Regions from separate parts of the Homo sapiens genome. Here region 1 is linked to region 2. Evidence: read pairs that join two places in POLR2A ChIA-PET (ENCODE). Cell type or tissue: Caco-2. All regions are shown on one strand. Links, peaks and the distances in the headings refer to the core of each region. The heading gives the core; the rest is flanking DNA.

Region 1 (8,000 bases), core at 1-8,000, 100 kb after region 2:
CCGCACCCCTGTCTTTAGGTGAGGTGAAGAGCTTATAGGAACCAAACAGGAATGCACATACTGTTCTTTTAACGATAAGTGAGCTGAATAAGTGAAAACAATGGAGGCTAGGCTTTAGGAACAAGATGGAGTTTTTGTTTCTTGATACGATTTATATTTAAGCTTTCTCGCTTACATATTATCGGTGGGGATTGCCAAACAGTCCAGGATAACCATTTTGCCATTTGGCAGAGCTCAGTTCTCTTTAGATTTTGAGCTGCCAAGGTTTGGCTGCACTATTTCAGTGTTTCTACCCAGCAGGGCTTCCTGCATTTGGCCTGGGAGGATTCAGGGAAATCCGTGAAGACAGTTTTGCAGGATTGGATCACAAAATGCTTTTCATATCCCCAACTGTTTTGGCATCAAAGTAAAGATTTTTGTATATTTATGGGAAAAAAGGGAAGTCCGTTCTGAAATTATTTCTTCCATTATATTGAAGCTGAAAAAAAGGGGTAAGTTTTAATTTCTCAAGAGATATTTCTTTGAAAAATATAGTGCAGTTTGGTATCCATTCTAGCTTTTTTTTTTTCTTTTTTATGTATTGACTTAACTTCTACTCAGATTGTAGTATTTCCATCTTTAAAAACAAAGCTGTAACAACGTTTTTAAAACATGGCTTATAAAAACCTCAGCTAGGTCTCAGAATATCTCTTGTGTTTTTAATGTCTTCAGTGGACCTTTTCTCTACACAGAACTTCCTTTATTTTGATGTACTAGTAACAGATAATAGCAGAAAGTTTTTAAACTATAGAAAAATATAAGAAAAAAGTTATTTAAAAAATCCCCTGTGATTCTTACAATCAGGGGTGACCTTTTGCTCCATTGCATCATATCTAAGAACACTGAATATATTTAAGAAATCAGGGAATCTCTGTCTTGTGCATACTGGGATCTCAGGATTCATCGATGAACAAGACAACGATCGGATTCACATTAAGCCCTTAGTGCAAAGAAAGTGGACAACACATGGGCGGTTCCTTCAGTATGTTGGTTATTAGCAGTGATGAGCAGGCTCGCTTTCATTGCATCTTTAAAGGCAGGCCCCAGCTCTCAAGGGGCTTCTGGTCTGGTGGGGAAAAATAGGCTTCTGCTGAGTGGTGTAGAGTGTGCAGGGACCGGGGGTGCACAGAGAACACTTCAGAAGGACCACTTCGTGGCTCAGAGAAACAATGCAGGCCGGGCGCGGTGGCTCACGCCTGTAATCCCAGCACTTTGGGAAGCCGAGGCAGGTGGATTACCTGAGGTCAGGAGATCAAGACCAGCCTGACCAACATGGACAAACTCTGTCTCTACTAAAAATACAAAATTAGCCAGGCATGGTGGTGCATGCCTGTAATGCCACCTACTCAGGAGGCTGAGCCAGGAGAATCGCTTGAACCCAGGGGGCAGAGTTTGCAGTGAGCCAAGATCGTGCCATTGCACTCCAGCCGGGGCAACAAGAGCAAAACGCCGTCTCAAAAAAAAAAAAATGCGAAAAGGACCCACCGGAGGAAGGGAGGCAGGAATACAGAAGGAAGAAGCAGCAGGGAAGAGCAGGGTGGGAAAGGCCTGGAAATTAGAAAGCCTGGCATGTCTGTGGAGCTGACATAGTACATTCAGTCCTAGAATAAACATTTCCTCTCGTTTTTCTTTTCTATTTATTGGGACATAATTGACATATAGTGAAATGCACAAATCTCGAGTGTATAGTTGGGTGAGTTTTGATAAATACAGACACTTGTATAAGCCATTCCCTTGGTATAGAACGTTTGCGTCACCCCAAAAGGCTCCCCCACCCCCTTCCCAGCCAATTCCCCACTTGCTCTCCTCCCTCCCAGCAGCCAGAGGAACCGCTGTCCTGAATTTTTTTTTTTTTTCACTTTGGAAGAGTTTTGCCTGTGAGATGACTTCTTATTAATGGAATCACAGTGCGTCCTTTTTTGTGTCTGGCTTCTTTCTGTGAGCATGAGGTTTGTCAGATTCACATGCCATTGCTTGTATGAGTGGCTTGTTCCATTCATTTCTGTGTAGTAATTTCACTTTATGGATATAGCAACATTTATTTATCCACTGTCTTGCTGGGTATTTCCAGTTTTTGTCTATTGTAAAAATGCTGCTGAAAGCAAAGCAATCCTGGGCTCTTCTCCCAGGAGTCACTGTCCCGTGCTGCCTGCTGTCCAATATTTGAAACCCATTGTTTATATCCTGTGTCCAGAGTTCTAGCTGTTCACTGGAGGAGAGCCAGGTGCTACCAATTTCTTCTTCCTAGCGACCAGCAAAATGCCTGTAATAATTTTTAATGGAAGAATGATATTTTATCATTTGGCTACACAATAATTCATTTAACCTGTTCCCATTGGGAGACACTTAAGGTGTTTCCAATTTGGGGCTATTCTAAGTTATGCTGCAACAAACATTTGAATATTTTATGGCTGTTACGGTAGTTTATTTTTTAGTGTCGATTCCAAAAAATTAGATTATTTGGTTAAATGCTTAAATTTTTTAAAATGTGATCTTTATTGCCTTATTTTTTTCAAAAACATTGCTCAATTTATATGCTCAGTAACAGTGATAAAGTGTGTTTCACAATTCCTTGGTAGTATAGAGATCAGAATTTTCTTTTCTTTTCTTTTTTGTCCTATGCTAATTGAATAGCAGAGAATTTATTTGTTTATAATGAGTTGTCACATTATGTCACTGTACTGGACATATCTTTGGGAGGACTAAGCTAAATTCAGATGCTTAAACAATGTTTGGTCTGATTTATTATCTTCACATGTGTAAATTTTATGATTATTAATCTATTGAGGCAGTCAAATTGCTATAACACGGTGGTGACATTTTTAGATATTGAATATCAATATTAGAGGCTGGACAGACTTTTCAAGTCATATTCTAACCAAAGAGAAAGAACCGATTTGACTCTAAGTCTCATTATTTTGAGAAGTTCCAGTTGTCACAAGAATAACTATGGAACATTGGAATATTGATTAAAAATCTGATACCTTACCTCTGTATTGTGCATTTTATAAAGTGCTTTCCTGTTCATTATTTCATCTTATGCTTACATGAAAAATCTGAAAAATGTGTCGATTTGTATCCACGTCATTCACGAATATGCACTGGGATGTAGAGAATACATCCTCTGGATTTGTCGTTTTAAGCCTAAATCATGGAAAACATTCAATGTAGTTTTAAAGTTCTCTAGGCTATAGGAAATTAAAAATATATTACTCACCTATCACTACCTTTTTCCAGGGGAATATGGGTGATTGTGGAATTCTGACTCTGAAAGCATTGGTTTTGGTGAGATGACCAGGCTGCCAAAGTGCACTGAAGGTAGAGACTTCTTAGTGACTGGGACAGCTGCCTGTTGATGCCGTGCACCTCCTCAGACCTGTGGTCTCTTTGCAATTTGTATGCAGGCACTTAGAAAGCACTGACTCGCTCTGGCCTGACTGTTTCGGAAATGAAGCTAGGAAAACTGTGAGGTCAAATTTAAACCTGCAAATAATTAGCTGGATGGCATAGCTGTACAAACTGAGATAGCCCGGGAAATTTGGTAAAGCTTTAAAACTATTATACTTATTCGCTTCTGTTCAGCCAACTGGGCTGATTTTTGAGACAGAGTCTCACTCTGTCACCCAAGCTGGAGTGCAACGGTGCGATCTCAGCTCACTGCAATCTCTGCCTCCTCCGTTCCAGCCATTCTTGTGCTTCGGCATCCCGAGTAGCTGGGACTACAGGTGCGTGCCACCACACCTGGCTAATTTTTGAATTTTTAGTAGAGATGAGGTTTTGCCATGCTGCCCAGGCTGGTCTCGAACTCCTGGCCTCAAGTGATAAGTGATTCACCTACCTTGGCCTCCCAAAGTGCTGGGATTACAGGTGTGAGCCACCATACCTGGCCAACATAAGCTTTCTTATCAGTTGAGAATTACTAGAATATGTGTAATTGTTTTCTTGTTTTAAAAAATAATAGACTATTTTTTAGAGAAGTTTTAGGTTTACAGAAAAATTGAATGTAAAGTACAGAGAATTCCCCCACACCCCTCTGTACAATAGTTTTTGGATCAAATTTTGGCTAGTCGTTGTTTTTTTTTTTTTTTTTTTTTGAGATAGAGTCTCACTCTGTCACCCAGGCTGGAGTGCAGTGGCGCAATCTCAGCTCACTGCAACCTCCGCCTCTCGAGTTCAAGTGATTCTCCTGCCTCAGCCTCCTGAGTAGCTGGGACTACAGGCACGTGCCACTATGCCTGGCTAATTTTTTGTATTTTTAGTAGAGACGAGGATTCACCCTGTTAGCCAGGATGGTCTTGATCTCCTGACCTTGTGATCCACCTGCCCCCCTCCCAAAGTGCTGGGATTACAGGCGTGAGCCACTGCGCCCGGCCTTGGCTATTCTTAATCACCCTTTTAAGAGCAAGTGACTGATCCAGTGCAGTTCAACAGTTTCTAAGACCTTTTCCTCCGTAGTATTTACAAGACGATCATGAGAATTGTCAATCATATAATTTAAGAATTTTTGCTTTTCCTACTATTTAATGGTATGTAATCAGAAGATATTTATCTGTGTTCTTCATATGAAGGAAGCACAAAAAAATGTCAGTTAAATAACCACTTAGTAGGTCTCTAGTGGGATGAACAATATTTAGAATCATTTACAACTTTATACCAGTCTTGTATCAGTCTTATAGACTGAGCCAGGCAAGAAATGGGGCTGCCCGAACTTGCTGTTCAGGAAATGCCACCAAGGAGAAAGCATTGTGTGAACAATGGGTCTTTCACTGTAAAGTCCTGAGTTTGGGGCTCTGGTTTTGTATTTTGTGAAGTATCATCATGCCTTGCCAGAGCTCAGTAAGAATGTGACCGAAATCAGGTCATGAGAAAGATAAGATTTCAAACATCCCCTCGGAGCTGTTTGCTTGACCTCCACTGACTTAATTGGTTTCTATGGAGTTGGCCCCTGCCTAGAAATACTACATTCCTACTCATTTTCAACTTAGACAGCTCAGTCTTTCACAAGGTTGAATCTTCATACCATTCACTTTTCATCTCTTTTTTTTTGGAGGGGGTGTTATTATAAAATATGCATATCATAAAATTTACCATTGTAACCTTTTTTTGTATTAAAAATGGCATATTCTCTATTTTGCATACTTTAATTTCAGAACAAAATAAACAAAAAAAAATCCACAATACACAACATCCAATCCTGCTGTCAGAGTAGGGAGGGAATGGGGGCTTGACACCCTTGTTTCCTGCCTTCAATACAAAGACAGGAGAGAAAAAAACACTAGACATCAGCAGGGGGAGCCAGGTGGGACAGGGGCACTTGAGGCTGCAGTGGGAGCCATTTTAACCATTTTTAAGTGTACAGTACAGTGGCATTAAGTATATTGTGCAACCGTCACCACCATCCATCCCCAGAACTTTTTCATCTTCCCAAACAGAAACTCTGTACCCCTTAAACACCAACTCCACGTTCCTCTCTTCCCCCAGCCCTGGGTAGCCTCCATTCAGCTTTTGTCTATGAATTTGATTACTCTGGGTAATCAAGCTTACATAAGTGGAATCATATTCTATTTGTCCTTTTGTCTGGCTTATTTCACTTAGCGTACATAATGTCCTCAAGGCTTATCTATGTTGTAGCATGTATTACAATTTCCTTCCTTTTAAAGACTGAATAATATTCCATTGTATGCATAGACCATATTTTGTTTAGCCATTCATCCATCAACGGGTACCTGGGCTGTTTCCACCTTTTAGCTATTGTGAATAATGCTGCTGTGAACATTGGTGTACATGTGTATTCGAGTCCCTGCTTTCTCTTCTTCTGGATATATACCTGGAAGAGGAATTTCTGCATCATGTTGTAATTCTATGTTTAATTTTTTGAGGGACCACCATACTGTTTTCCATAGTACCTGCACCATTTTACATTCCCACTGCATCTTTTAAAAAAATAAACAAAAGCCTTCCTATATATTATGTATCCTACATATTTGGATATTCTCTTTTAAAAAATAAGCTTTAAATATTATGATTTGTCAGTTAGATACTCAGTGAAGTTAGATGTGTCTAAAGAAAAAGGAGAATCTTCAAGTAGAATATAGACCAAGGATCCATATAAAAAGTGAAATTTTACACACTCACAAGAAACAATACTTTCTCATCTCTCTAGTGCTAAAACTATCAACGATTCAGCTAGATTTAGGGCCCAAAGGAAAGAAAACACATAATTATTGTTTCTGGGTGTTGTAAATGTATAACTAATAGGTTAATGTTTAATGGAGTTCGTTAAGTACAGATTTGCACAGCTTTTCTGGGCAGTATCACCTGTTGGATTTTAGAGGCTTAATGATTAAGGGCCCCTTTTACTGTCACTGAGTGTGATGCTCGTGTGTTTTCTCATAATAAGGCATGCGAAGAAGGGATGCAAGCTGTAAGCTCTTCACCATCGCTCCATCAACTGGAGCAAAAACAGGTCAATGTGAGGACTAGGAGAAGAGGTGAAAAGAAGTTGAATTTTTAGCCAGATATTCTCTGGGACTGAGGCAAGAGCGGGGAAGTGTGGGCTTTGGGGCCATGTAGGAGAGAACTCTGCACTCTTCCTACAGTGGAGAGAGGGATCTGATCGAGCTGGAAGACACTGCTTGGCCTCTTTGTGTTTTCCTTCTCACTCATGTTTTGGCCTTTTAGAAAACCCTGTAAGACCCGTTGCTTTTATCTCTGCTCTGGTCTCTTGGTGTTTACAAAGTCAGCACCACCATCTCTCATGATTTCCAGGCACCAACATCCAATCCTGTGACCTTCAGCTCCGGTGACCCTGTAGCTCCTTGGTTTCAGTCCCTGGGATGGTCTAAGCGTTTTAACCACGGTGCACAAACATCTGCGTGATGGCCGACAGCCCTGGCCAGGCGCCCGCCGGCTCTCTCCTGCCATCTCTGCACTCCTTCCTCTGTGCTCTGCCCTCAGAGTTCCCCTCAGTGTCTTTCCTCACCTTTGCTCCAGTTACCTGGACATCTCTCATCTGGTTTCAGAGATACCTTCTCTTACCTTCAGGGAAGACTTCCCTGACTATCTGCCTTCTCCAGAGTTAATGGGCCTTCCCCCAACACCCAGACACTCTCACAGCCTCCACCCTTCTCCCTGGTGACTTGGTCAGCCTCTGGCTTTCCCACCAGGGCATTGGGTCACATAGACCTTCCATCCACTGCCATATTTGTGGCACCTGGCTTAGTCCCTGTGACAAAGCAGATGCTCAGTTAATGATGACTGGACGAAGCTTCAGTGAAAAATTGTTAGTGGGCGTCCCTTGTCCCCAGTGTCCTGTGTCCATGTGGAGTGTTCCTTTGCTCACCCCTCCCCCACCTGTCCTCAAGGGAGGAGCAGTCATTGCCTAACTCGGGGACAGCTGACTCTCTCCCCCAGGGCACAGTGTGCTCTTCTTTTCCCGTGCAGGCTGTTCTCAGACGCACAGGTACTGGCCCACAGGACAGAGCTTCCAGGGTGGGTCCACAAGCACCCACTCAGGCTGTGATGCAGGAGGGAGTGTGTCGAGCAGGCCTCCACCGCGCCCATCTACATCATATCCTCCAGTTTTGCTTTTTTATGGAATATTGCAGACTGCTTTTTCCAATCTCCATGACAGATTTGTGAGCCTACTTCCACATCAGAAGAGGAAGGAAGGGATGCCATTCATTGCCACCACTGTCCCAACATGAACAAATGGGGAACTGCATTTTGGAGAAAGCCTAGTGTGATTTCAAAGGCTTAGATGGTCCTAGGTGAAAACTTGATAGTTAACGGCCAAGGGAATCGTTAGGAGTTGGGGAATAGAAAAGGTGCTTTTTGGATTTCTTAGGTCTGAGAATGGCCTGTAACTGCATTTCACAAGTGGGTTTATATCATTCTAGGGGCACTTGGCTGTCATGTGGATCTTACAAGGTGGGGAAAAGAAATGAAGATCCTCACAAAGA
Region 2 (10,961 bases), core at 1,272-9,271:
CAGCTCTGTGGCAAGAGTTTTCTGGAATAGTAAACTCATGTTGACGAGGACAAACACGCCAGTGAAGTCACGTTCCTGTAGACAGTGAGCTGTGTGGTGTAGACAGTCCCGGTTCTCAATCTGGTACAAGAAAGCCGTGGTCCAGAGGCAGATGAGGCAGCGTGGCCAAGCAGAGCTGGTCTGCCTGGGCTCTCCAGGGCTCTGTCGCTTATGGCGTGTGAGATTTGGGGATAGTTGCCTCACCTCAAGGCCCGGAAGATAGCAAGTTCTTGCTGTTAATCTTATCAGAATCTATTCTCAGCCCTCAAAGGACTTCAGCATTCATGGAGAAATCAGATGTGCCGCAGGCGTGGCCTGAGAGACCCTGGCTCACCTCCGGGCATATCCTTGGGCAAGCAGGTTGCCGCACGTCCAGCCTCACCGCTGCCCGCCTGCAGTCTCTTCCGTGTGCTTCACAGGGCTGTCATGGAGAGCGCATGCAAAATCACAACGCTCAATTCTGGAGCCCTCTGCTATGAACGGCATCCCTAAGGGGCCTCCCATTCACTCCCCCATCTCTCTTACCTCCCCTTCCCCACCCCGTCTCCATTCCTCTGCCAGTTGCTCCCCTCCCACGCCTCTTCTGTTTCTCCCCTCCCTGCCTGTGCCTCTATTTACCCTTTCTGTGTATGTTTGGTTTCTTTTCAGGGTAAAACCGTTATTCTAGGCCTATGTTTGTCTAGTTTCAGCTGAAGACACCACATATGTTTACCATAGTTTGGCTTTGGCAACAGAGTCCTAGGGTCAGACCCAGGCTAGCTAGCTGTGCAGACGGAGGTAAGGTACCTAATGCTGCGCCATCTGTTTGCACATCTTAACGATGACACAGTGCCTGCTGTGTATAGAGGTGTATTCACGTTGGCCGGCACAGGCAGATGAAGGAATGCTTGACTCACCTCCCAAGGTCTCCCAAGTAAACCACAGGAACTACTTTGTCGGGGGCTTTGGGGTCTGTTGGACTAGCGGGCCAGGCTGTCTGCGTCCCAGTCGTGGCTCCACCCCTCAGGGCCAGGTTAGTGAGGCGCTGAGGAGCTCCACTTGGCACAAAACTTAAGGGGCCACCAAAAAACTTTGTAATCAAGCTGGATAATATCTTCATGCAGTCTTTCTAAAGATCTTATCAGCAAACTACAGCTCACAGGCTGGCCTCCTCTTTTACAAGTCATGTTTTATTTCAGAGCTGAGATTCGGGAAGCTCATATATCCGGCAGGTACCCGGTATTAATGAGGCTGAAGTCTGCATCTAGTGGGGAGACGCATTCTGCCTCCGTGGCCCCTCTGCTCAAGAAGCGTTTGCCATAGGCACTTGATCATCCTGTACTTTGGTTCCCAAAAGCACAGCAACAAGGAGAAGGCCGGCAGTGGGGGCTGGGAGTGAGGGGAGAGGACAAGGCTGAGGATTGTGGCTCTTCCGCCCTGGTAGCCCTGTGTCTCCAGGGTTGTTACCTATCCTGTCTCTTTCTCCTTGCTTTTTGTCCCGTATTTCCAATTCATTTAATAAGCAGTGTGTTTCAAATACTGTACTTTAACCTGTGAGCCTCTCTGTTCCTTGGTGTCTGTGACAGTTTGCCTGGCAGTGAACTTGGAGGCTCCCACTGCTTCAAGGAACTTTCCATAGGAGAGGGGTTTTGGCCTCCTCCCTAATGTTCAATTGATCCGGGACTTTTCTTATTTTGGGTGAGTCTAGATAAACAGGCCAAATATAGCACCATCGGGAAAAGACAAGGAATGCAGTGACTAGGCCGGGCGCGGTGGCTCATGCCTGTAATCCCAGCACTTTGGGAGGCCAGGGCGGGCGGATCACGAGATCAAGAGATCGAGACCATCCTGGCTAACGTGGTGAAACCCCGTCTCTACTAAAAATACAAGAAATTAGCCAGGTGTGGTGGTGGGTGGCTGTAGTCTCAGCTGCTTGGGAGGCTGAAGCAGGAGAATGGCATGAACCGGGAGGCAGAGCTTGCAGTGAGCCGAGATCACGCCAGTGCACTCCAGCCTGGGTGACAGAGTGAGACTCCCATCTCAAAAAAAAAAAAAAAAAAAAAAAGAACTAATTCTCAGTTGCTGCAGACACCAGAGTGGGAAAATCAAGAAGTACCTCCATGGAGTGGCCCCCAGACACATCCAGGAGAGGTGTCCTGCAGGGCCCCGCAGGGCTCCTCAATATTCTAGATTAAAAAAGACTTTAGGGCTGGGCGCGGTGGCTCACACCTATAATTCCAGTACTTTGGGAGGTCAAGGCGGGTGGATCACCTGAGGTCAGGAGTTTGAGACGAGCCTGGCCAACATGGTGAAACCCCATCTCTACTAAAAATAAAAAAAATTAGCTGGGTATGGTGGTGGGACCTGTAATCCCAGCTGCTTGGGAGGGTGAGGCAGGAGAATTGCTTGAGCCTGGTAGGCGGAGGTTGCAGTGAGCAGAGATCACACCATTGCACTCCAGCCTGGGTGACAGAGTGAGACTCTGTCTCAAAAAAGAGACTTTAGCAAGATGCAATGAGATTGCTCAGATTGCATGTGGTTGAGATAAACAGGCTCCCCCGCCACTCCCACCACACATATCCTCTCCTTAGCTAATAGGGCTTACAAAGACTCTCCCTGAGCCTAAACAGAGTACCAGCAAAGTCAGACCCTTTTTTTTTTCTTGAGACAGGTCTCCCTCTGCTGCCCAGGTTGGTGCTCAGTAGTGTGATCCTGGCTCACTGCAACTTCCACTTCCCAGGTTCAAGCGATCCTCCCACCTCAGCCTCCCAAGTAACTGGGGCCAGGCATGCACCACGCCCAGCTAAGTTTTGTAATTTTGGTAGGGACGGGGCCTCATTGTGTTGCTCAGGCTGGTCTCAAACTCCTGACCTCAAGTGATCCTCCTGCCTCGGCCTCCTGAAGTGCTGAGATTACAGGTGTGAGCCACTGCACCTGGCTGTGAGCCGCAATTTTCACAGAAAACCAACCAGGGCTCCAAACGATCCAGCAATTTAAAACAATGCAACATTCCAAAGTGCGAGGTGAAGTTATCTTCTCCCCAGTGCTTTCTGAACCGAGGAAATATTCAGCTGATGCACGTTCCTGCCCCCAAAGGTATAGCGGCCTCTCCCCTTCCCACTGACAAGGGGCATGTCGTCTTCTCTTCAGCAAAACTGTAGGCTTGAAGGCCAGCCTGGCTGTTGTCTTGAGAAAAAAGTTTCCAGACTCCCCAGCCCCGTCTTAGCACAGCAGCCAGCAAGGAAGTCTGTGCTGCTCAGAGCAAATCCCTGGGCTTGGCCAGCCTCCAGGTGGGGTTGGGTGCCGGGTGCCGGGGCTGGGCTGAGGGCAGCCTGGGGGGCGCTCAGGTCACTTGGGCTCCTGTGCCTTGGTTTCTTCATCCATAGGGAGGAGAGGATATTAGGTAAAATATGTGTGAAGGCTAAATGGGCCAATATGAGCACCTTCCCACCTGGGCACCTACTAAGCGCTGCACACACATGAGCCATCATGGCATGGGGCAGGGGGGCTACTCTTTGCCATAGGGGAGAGAATGGGAGAGACATCGCGAAAAAGGCAAACAGAAGTAGGACTCCTAGTTCCTCTCTCCAGACGCTCTGAAAGCGAAGGGAGGAGCTATCACTCTCCAGCCACCAGCCATCCCTGCGCCCTGGGGAGCAGTTCCAGAAAAGCACACGCAGGAAAGCATTCACAGTGATTCCGGAGTGGTGTGACCGTGGGGGCTGCTCCAGACAGGAATCCAGGGCAGTTGGGCCCTGGAGGCCCTGGCGGAGAGTGCAGAATGGGCTGCCGTGGCCTGGAGCTGTGCAGAGACCCCCACAAGGCTCCAGAGGAGAAGGCGCCTAGAAGCCCGGCAGGCAAAGAGAGGCTCAGGCCCGTGGTGGCAGGGGTTTTGGGGGTGGGGGTGTCTCAGAAGAGGCAGGGACTCCCCCAGCCCCTAGCCCCGGCTCAGCAAGCCGAGCTGTGTGGGTTCTCAGATGGCCACGTGGCCTGCAGCCCCAGCAACCGAGAGACCATGTCAGGGACAGCACCTGGGGGGCAGCACCCTCCAAGGACCCCCTGAGGTAGGGGTCCCCCATCCACACCTCAGAACGGCGTTCTTGAACCCAGTTAGCTCAACTTTGCTCTAGCCAAGTCCCCAAAATGCCCATAGACACCCCAATGCCACCAGATCTGAAAAAAGTTTTAGAAAGGGCAAGTTAGCGTGGAAAGACAGGATGCTCTGGACAAACTGCTGTTCAATTATCTTAATTTTGCCAACTTGATAAAAACAGATGACCTTCTGATGATATTACCGGGGTCCCTCCCAGGCCTTACAAGAGACTCAAGTGAGTGGGGAGCCTAAAGATTCCTTGGTCTCCCCGTAAGTCCTTGTCTACTGGAAAGAGCTGAAATCTAAAAGGAAACTGGGGATATGAGGAATTTTCCTCCCAATGATATCTCTGCCCAATTCTATTTGCCAAACCTAAGGTCTGGTCTCCATTGACAGGAAGGCCTAACCACTTGCTTTGAAAGATAAAGTAGATTGGGTAGTAAAGAGCTGCATATTAATGAATTAAAGCTTGCTTACAAAAACCTCGTCATCAAAAATGGGATTTGAGGCAGGTTCATAAAATACAATTATCCTTAAATATTCCCTTGGAAATGATTGTGCAGGATGTGAAGGTTAATCTCTGAGACCTTGGACTTTAAATTCTTAATCTAATTGTTGCCTATTTACTTAGGCTTCCTGACCTTTCATTGCCAAGCACTTTATTGTTATAGGCTTTCTGCTTTATAGGGTAGTTTTTAAAGTTTTAACTACGCTGGGGTAGCACATAGAGAGTATCTCATAATGGCTGCAAGCACAGTCTTTGGCAAAATAAAGCCACTGCAGGTTAATTAAGAAATTTAGAAGATTCTTTCACAGACAACTCTGTGCCCTGAGAGGAAAGGTTGTAATTAAGACAGATTCAGTGTCATTAGGATCATTTAAAATGCCAACACTTCAAAAAATGAAGACAATAAAGTCAGCAGGAGAACACGTAATATGCGTTCGAAGGGTTTATTGGATGAACTGACCTTGCTAAGAGCAAGGAAAAAGGAGCTTTTGTTCTTCCCACCACTGTCTTCACACCTGCACCCCCGATCTCCATTCCTAAGGCCTGGAAGATGTACTTAAGCTTTCCCTGTGACTTTCAGGGATTAGAGCAATCTCCTTCTCAGACATTAAAAAGTCCAGACCCATTAACTCGTCATTTACATTAGGTATATCTCCTAATGACGAGTTAATGGGTGCAGCACACCAACATGGCACACGTATACATATGTAACAAACCTGCATGTTGTGCACATGTACCCTAGAACTTAAACTGTAAAAAAAAAAAAAAAAAAAAAAAAGAGTCCAGACCCTTTGACTCAAAATGCAAACATCTCATTCAATGGAAAGCTTCCACGACGCAGGCCTGAGCTGGGTTTGGCAGCTCTAAGTTCATTTCTGGCTTCTCCAGGGCACGGTGAAGGGTGGGGCAGACAGGGAAAAGGGGCTTCTTGCGTGATGTTGTGGCCATCTGGTGCTGTGGCAGTGGTGTCATGATGACGGTCTGGAGGGCTGCTCTTGTGGGTTCTTCAGGCACACACACAGCTGGGGACATTAGATGTGGCCCCTCCCTGGAGGGAGCAAAGCAGCCTCTGTCTGACTTCCTAGGGCTGGCCCTCAGGCTCTGCTTCCACGCCACAGAGCCCCTGTCTGTTGGGGTCCCCTCTGTGAAAGAAGGTCTTGGGCAGAGGCATCTTTGAAGTCGGCTCCACCTTGGCTCACAATTTCCCCTCCCCTCCAGCAGTTCAGGTGCCGCCCCCTGCAGCACCACCTCTCTGTTGCTGGGGACAGCGTCCACCATCTCTTGCCTTCAGACTTTTCCAGGTGAGAACCAGGGGGTGGTCCCGGGGTGGGGGGCACCCGACCTGGGGTCTCACTTGCAGCTCTCACAAGGCCCTTCATCCTGCCCTGTTTTTCTGCCACAGGGCCTGGGGACCTCCCTCCTCAGCAAACATCCCAGCAGCAGAACACATCCTTGGGCAGTGGGAGAAGGGACTGCAGTCTATTCTCTTACACTGACTGCTGTTTTCAAAGAAATCACCTTTTCCTCCTACCATTCTCATCTCCTATTTATTTATTTATTTATTTATTTATTTATTTATTTATTGAGACAGAATATCGCTCTGTCATCCAGGCTGGAGTGCAGTGGTGCAATCTCGGCTCACTGCAAACTCCGCCTCCCGGGTTCAAGTGATTCTCCTGCCCCAGCCTCCAGAGTAGCTGGGATTATAAATGCGTGCCACCACACCCGGCTAATTTTTGTATTTTTAGTAAAGACAGGGTTTCACCATGTTGGCGAGGATGGTCTCAAACTCATGACCTCAGGTGATCCTCCTACCTCGGCCTCCCAAAGTGCTAGGATTACAGGCGTGAGCCACTGTGCCTGGCCCATTCTCATCTCTTTTAGATTAAAAGTGGATGAAAAGTGAGTGACATGCAGGGGCTGCAGAACTGGCTTTGGGCCCACCCTCAGCAAGTTCTGCCCAGATGGCCTCACACCACTTTCTAGAACACAGGGGCCATGGTGATGTATTGTTCTCAGCTTCAGGGCCTCACTTGAAATTCTTAGACAACATAGAAAGCCCATTATTTATGAAATTATACTTTATTATGATCTGAGGGAAATTCTTCATAGTGCAAATTCACAGAATGCAAATTCTTTACATCCTGGTATCATTGACTGATACAGGAAGTCGGGGCTGGCTGGAGTGCGAATCACCATGGCCATGTACAGTGTTGGACATCCACTGCGCAAAGACTTTTCATGAACATCTGATCTTCCATAGACATTCAGTTCACAATCTGGAGTCACAGACATTATCTTTTAGGTGAGGAAACAGACACAGGGACGTCATGTGACTTGCCCAAGGTTAACCAGCTGCTAAGTAGTAGAGCTGAGGTCATACCTCAGAGCTATTCTGTCTCAAAGCTTGTTTTATCACATATGCCCTCTGGCTTGATAATTATTATGAAAATATCCCTATGCTAGTGCTTGAGGCTGCTGTCAACTCTGTCTCTTGCTTCTTCCTCCAAAGCCCTGAGCAAATCAGTCAACTCAGTAAATGTGTTCATGATGGCTTAGATTGGCCTAATGTTAAACACAGCTCCTAAACTTGGGGACAGCATTCAAGGCCCTTAGAGCTTCATTGGGGAAGCAGCCTAATATCTGGGAGACAATGAGAGAGCAGGGGAGGCTGTGGAACAGCAAGGACAAGTGTGCAGTGGAGGCTGTAAGTGGCAAGAGGGAAGTCACTGGGACTGAGGGTCGTGGTGGGTTGAGGAGGAGGAGGGCTTCGAGGTAATCATGGAAGCACAGATAGGAGGGCGTGGAGGAGCACAAGGAGGTGAGGACAGGGTCTCCCAGCTCAGGTGCAGGTGATTAGCAGGGACATAAGCAGGGTGTGAGGAGGGCCGTGGCTCACTTTCCTGGAGCTTCCGTAACAAAGCACCACCAGCTGGGTGCTTAAACAGCAGTAGCTGATTATCTCAGAGTCTGAGGCTAGAAGTCCAAGGTCAAGGCATCAGTAGGGCCACGCTCCTGCTGAAACCCATAGGTGCTTCTTCCTTGCCTGTCCCAGCTTCTGGTGTTGCCAGCAACCTTTGGCATTCCTCGGCGTGCAGCCACACCACTCCAACCTCCGCCTGCATTGCCTTGTGGCCCTCCCACCCTGTGTGTCTGGGTCTTTTCTCCTCTCATAGGAGCACCAGTTGTTTGGGATTAAAGGCCCACATACTTCAGTATGACCTCACCTTACCTTAACTAACCACATCTGCAACAGCCCTTTTTCCAAATTACGTCGCATTCTAAGGTATGGAGGCTAGGACTTTATATCTTTTTGAGGGGGACACACTCAACTCTTGACCTGGAAAACCTTTGCTGGCTCCTCATAGCTTAGCGTTCAAGCCTAAGGACCGAGGGGCACTCAAGGTTGCTCAGTCTGTCCTCAGCCCCCTCTCCCTTCTTCCCATTGGTCAATCTACTCACTTTACATCAAGCTTCCTAGCCTCCCAGGCCAGAAGCACACTGTGGTCTTGGTGGGCACTGCCTCCTGTCCCTACACTCCCCACTCCTTCTGCTGAACGGCTCTTCATAGATCATGCTCAATATCACCTCCTTCACTATGCCTTGCTTCAGCCTTCACCTGGAGGAATAAGGAATTCCCTTATGGCATTTTCCTTACAGCCCTGTCACAGCACTTACTGTGTGATGCAGTCACCTAGCTGTGATCCCATTTTATCTCAGCCAATCACCGCCTTTGGGTTTGGGACTCACTGAGTGATAGGGTTGTTAGGATTGGTGGCCGTGTTCCCCCAGCCCCCCAGAACCACTGAACTCCTAATCTGGTTGAAGTAAAATGATGCATTTGATGACTGGCCAAACAATGTGATATCTGAAAGAAGATATTACCTTCCCACATGGTAGGGGGCGTGTGCTTCCAGAGTGCAGGCCAGGTATCTGCAGGTGACGTCTGCCAGGCTGGGCACCCAGGAGGACAAGTGATGGGGGTCACAGGCTCTGGCTGCTTTTGGACAGCTGTAGGGTTGTGAGGAAGAGGGAAGCAGAAGGAAAAGAAGGAGAGGAAGGCAATTCTAGGCAGCTACCACTGAAAAGGAAGAGGAGCTCTTTTGCCCAAAACCTTAGGAGAAGGATCCAAGGTGGGGGACAGGGTTTGGTGGGGCAGCAGGTTCTAAGTGTGCCACATGGAATACAGAATAAGAAACTGCATCTGGAGATAATGTTTCTTGGGGGATGATAGATTATTACCAAAGACAGATGAAGTAGTAGAATCACTCTGGTTCCACTCAGGAAGCCATGCTTGGTTTCTCCTGCTGCATGCATCAGCAGTGCCATCTATTGGGGCTCGGAGTAAACTGTCGTGGTCCAGAACACGTGAAGACTGAATTCTCTTTCACACCCAAACCCACAATTACTGCATTAGTATGTGTTCAGTATGACTTATTGCAGATTAGGATTAAACTTTAATGAGAAGAGACATTATGCATGGCTATAATGCTTTTTCATTTAAAACGATTGGGAGGGGTGAAGGGAGAAAACTGTGTTCTTTAGCTCTGAACAACATTTTATCGTTCAGAAACGAGAATGATGTGCCTCCCAGGCCTGAGGTCAGCCCAGGCACCACCCTGTCCTCGTGGGATGCGGTGTGGCAAGCTCAGAGCAGCTTGTGCACACTCCCATGTTGTAGAGAATCTCTTCACACACATATTCTAAGAGATTATAGGGAGAGAACTTTGAGTTTATGCAATTTCCCAGAACAGTCAAAAGTCCATGTTTTTCTTTTTATTTTGAGTTTATAGTAAATGTTGTCTCTGCCATCCCAGTGGCAGGCTCATTTTTGTTCCTCCCACCTCTCCTTGACTATAGGTTCTCCCCATGGGGGCGGTCCTCAGTCCTTGTCCCTCGAATCCCACGACTTTACCTGCCATGGACATGCTGATGACACATGCGTCTACATCTGCTCCCCCCACACCCCATCTCTCGGCTTACTTCCAAATCCACCTGCCTAAATGCCTATCAGTCATCTCCGTCTAGATGACCTGCAGGCGCCTAAAACTCAACACATCCAAAGTCAGTTCAGTATCCCCCTTAAATCTATCCCTCTTACTTTCTTTTTCTTGGCTGAAGGCATAACGCCCACCAGGTTCCCCAAGCCGGAAATCCTGGAACCGTTCATTCTTGCCTCTTTTGTCCCTTGAACCACAGCTGCTTCATCTGTAAGGCACAGTGCTGGGACTACGCAGAGTGCAATGGTTTACACAGATAATTCAGGAATCAAGAGTCCTTCAAACAGAAATGATAAAATAAAAGGTAACACTTACATAGTATGGCTTATGTGGCAGGCACTGCCCTAATAGTGATTTAACTACCATTCAAATGTATTGGTTCATTTATTCAATCAAATTCTCACTGCAACTCTGAGCTAAGTATGATTATTATTTGTGTTTTATAGATAAGGAAACTGAAGCACAGACCTGTTAAGGAACTTGATTAAAAGTTCATTGGGGCCGGGTGGGGTGGCTCACGCCAATAATCCTAGCACTTGGGAGGCCAAGGCAGGCAGATCACTTGAGGTCAGGAGTTCGAGACCAGCCTGTCCAGCATGGTGAAACCCTGTCTCTACTCAAAACTATAAAAAATTAGCTGAGTGTGGTGGCACGCACCTGTAATCCCAGCTACTCCGGAGGCTGAGGCAGCAGAATCACCTGAAACCAGGAGGCAGAGGTTGCAGTGGGCGAAGATCTTTCCACTGCACTCCAGCCTGGGCGAAAGAGTGAGACTCCATCTCAAAAAAAAAAAAAAAAAAAAAAAAAAAAAGTTCATTGGATGGTTGGGTAAAAATATATCATTGCTGCCTTTTGGGAGCTCATAGTTGTAGAGGAGAATCAGACAGGCAACAAACAACCACCTGTGTGGAAGTGTGGAAGAGCTGTAATGGGGGCATGTGGAAGGCTCCCGAGGACAGGGATATACTCACATATGCCTGAGATGACACAGGGACCTGCACTTTGTTGAGAAGGATGAACATTAGTTTGAGTCTCCCCCTTTCTCAATCCCAGTGTGTGGGATTTAATTCAAGCCTATCACATTTCATACAAGCCTCATTAGGGGTGTGTCATTCATGGTAGGCTCATTACGTTGCAGGAGCAACCCCCAAATCCCAGGGACCTCATACACTAAAGGTTTGTTTTCACTGACACCACACATCAGTGCAGGTCAGCTGGGGCCGAACTCAGTGCCATCTCTCGGGGTCCTGGGCTGATGGAAGCTCTGGCTGGACACAAGTTCACAATCGCTGCAGCAGTGATAAGGGGTTGTGGCGACTCACACATGGCCTCTTAAAACTTC

Evidence for each region. ChIA-PET counts read pairs that join two places held together with the same protein. Peaks named below come from ENCODE experiments on the same cell type or tissue, not always from the same donor. Only the 100,000 strongest peaks of a DNase experiment are listed, where the experiment ranks them.
Region 1: POLR2A ChIA-PET joins it to region 2 with 10 read pairs; 4 of 35 experiments call an interaction of 5 or more read pairs at or near these places.

Annotation. Positions count from the first base shown.
Region 1 is chr18:7,061,366-7,069,365 of GRCh38, reverse strand. All of the region lies in intron 3 of LAMA1 (laminin subunit alpha 1), which reads left to right. Among named protein-coding and RNA genes, the nearest start is that of LAMA1, 52 kb to the left of the region's middle. In Caco-2, for the core only: no CTCF peak of the experiment used is centred there; DNase peaks (open chromatin) are centred at 4,865 and 7,395.
Region 2 is chr18:7,162,795-7,173,755 of GRCh38, reverse strand. No RefSeq gene overlaps it. Among named protein-coding and RNA genes, the nearest start is that of LAMA1, 50 kb to the right of the region's middle. In Caco-2, for the core only: a CTCF peak has its summit at 8,946 (motif pointing left); a DNase peak (open chromatin) is centred at 8,944.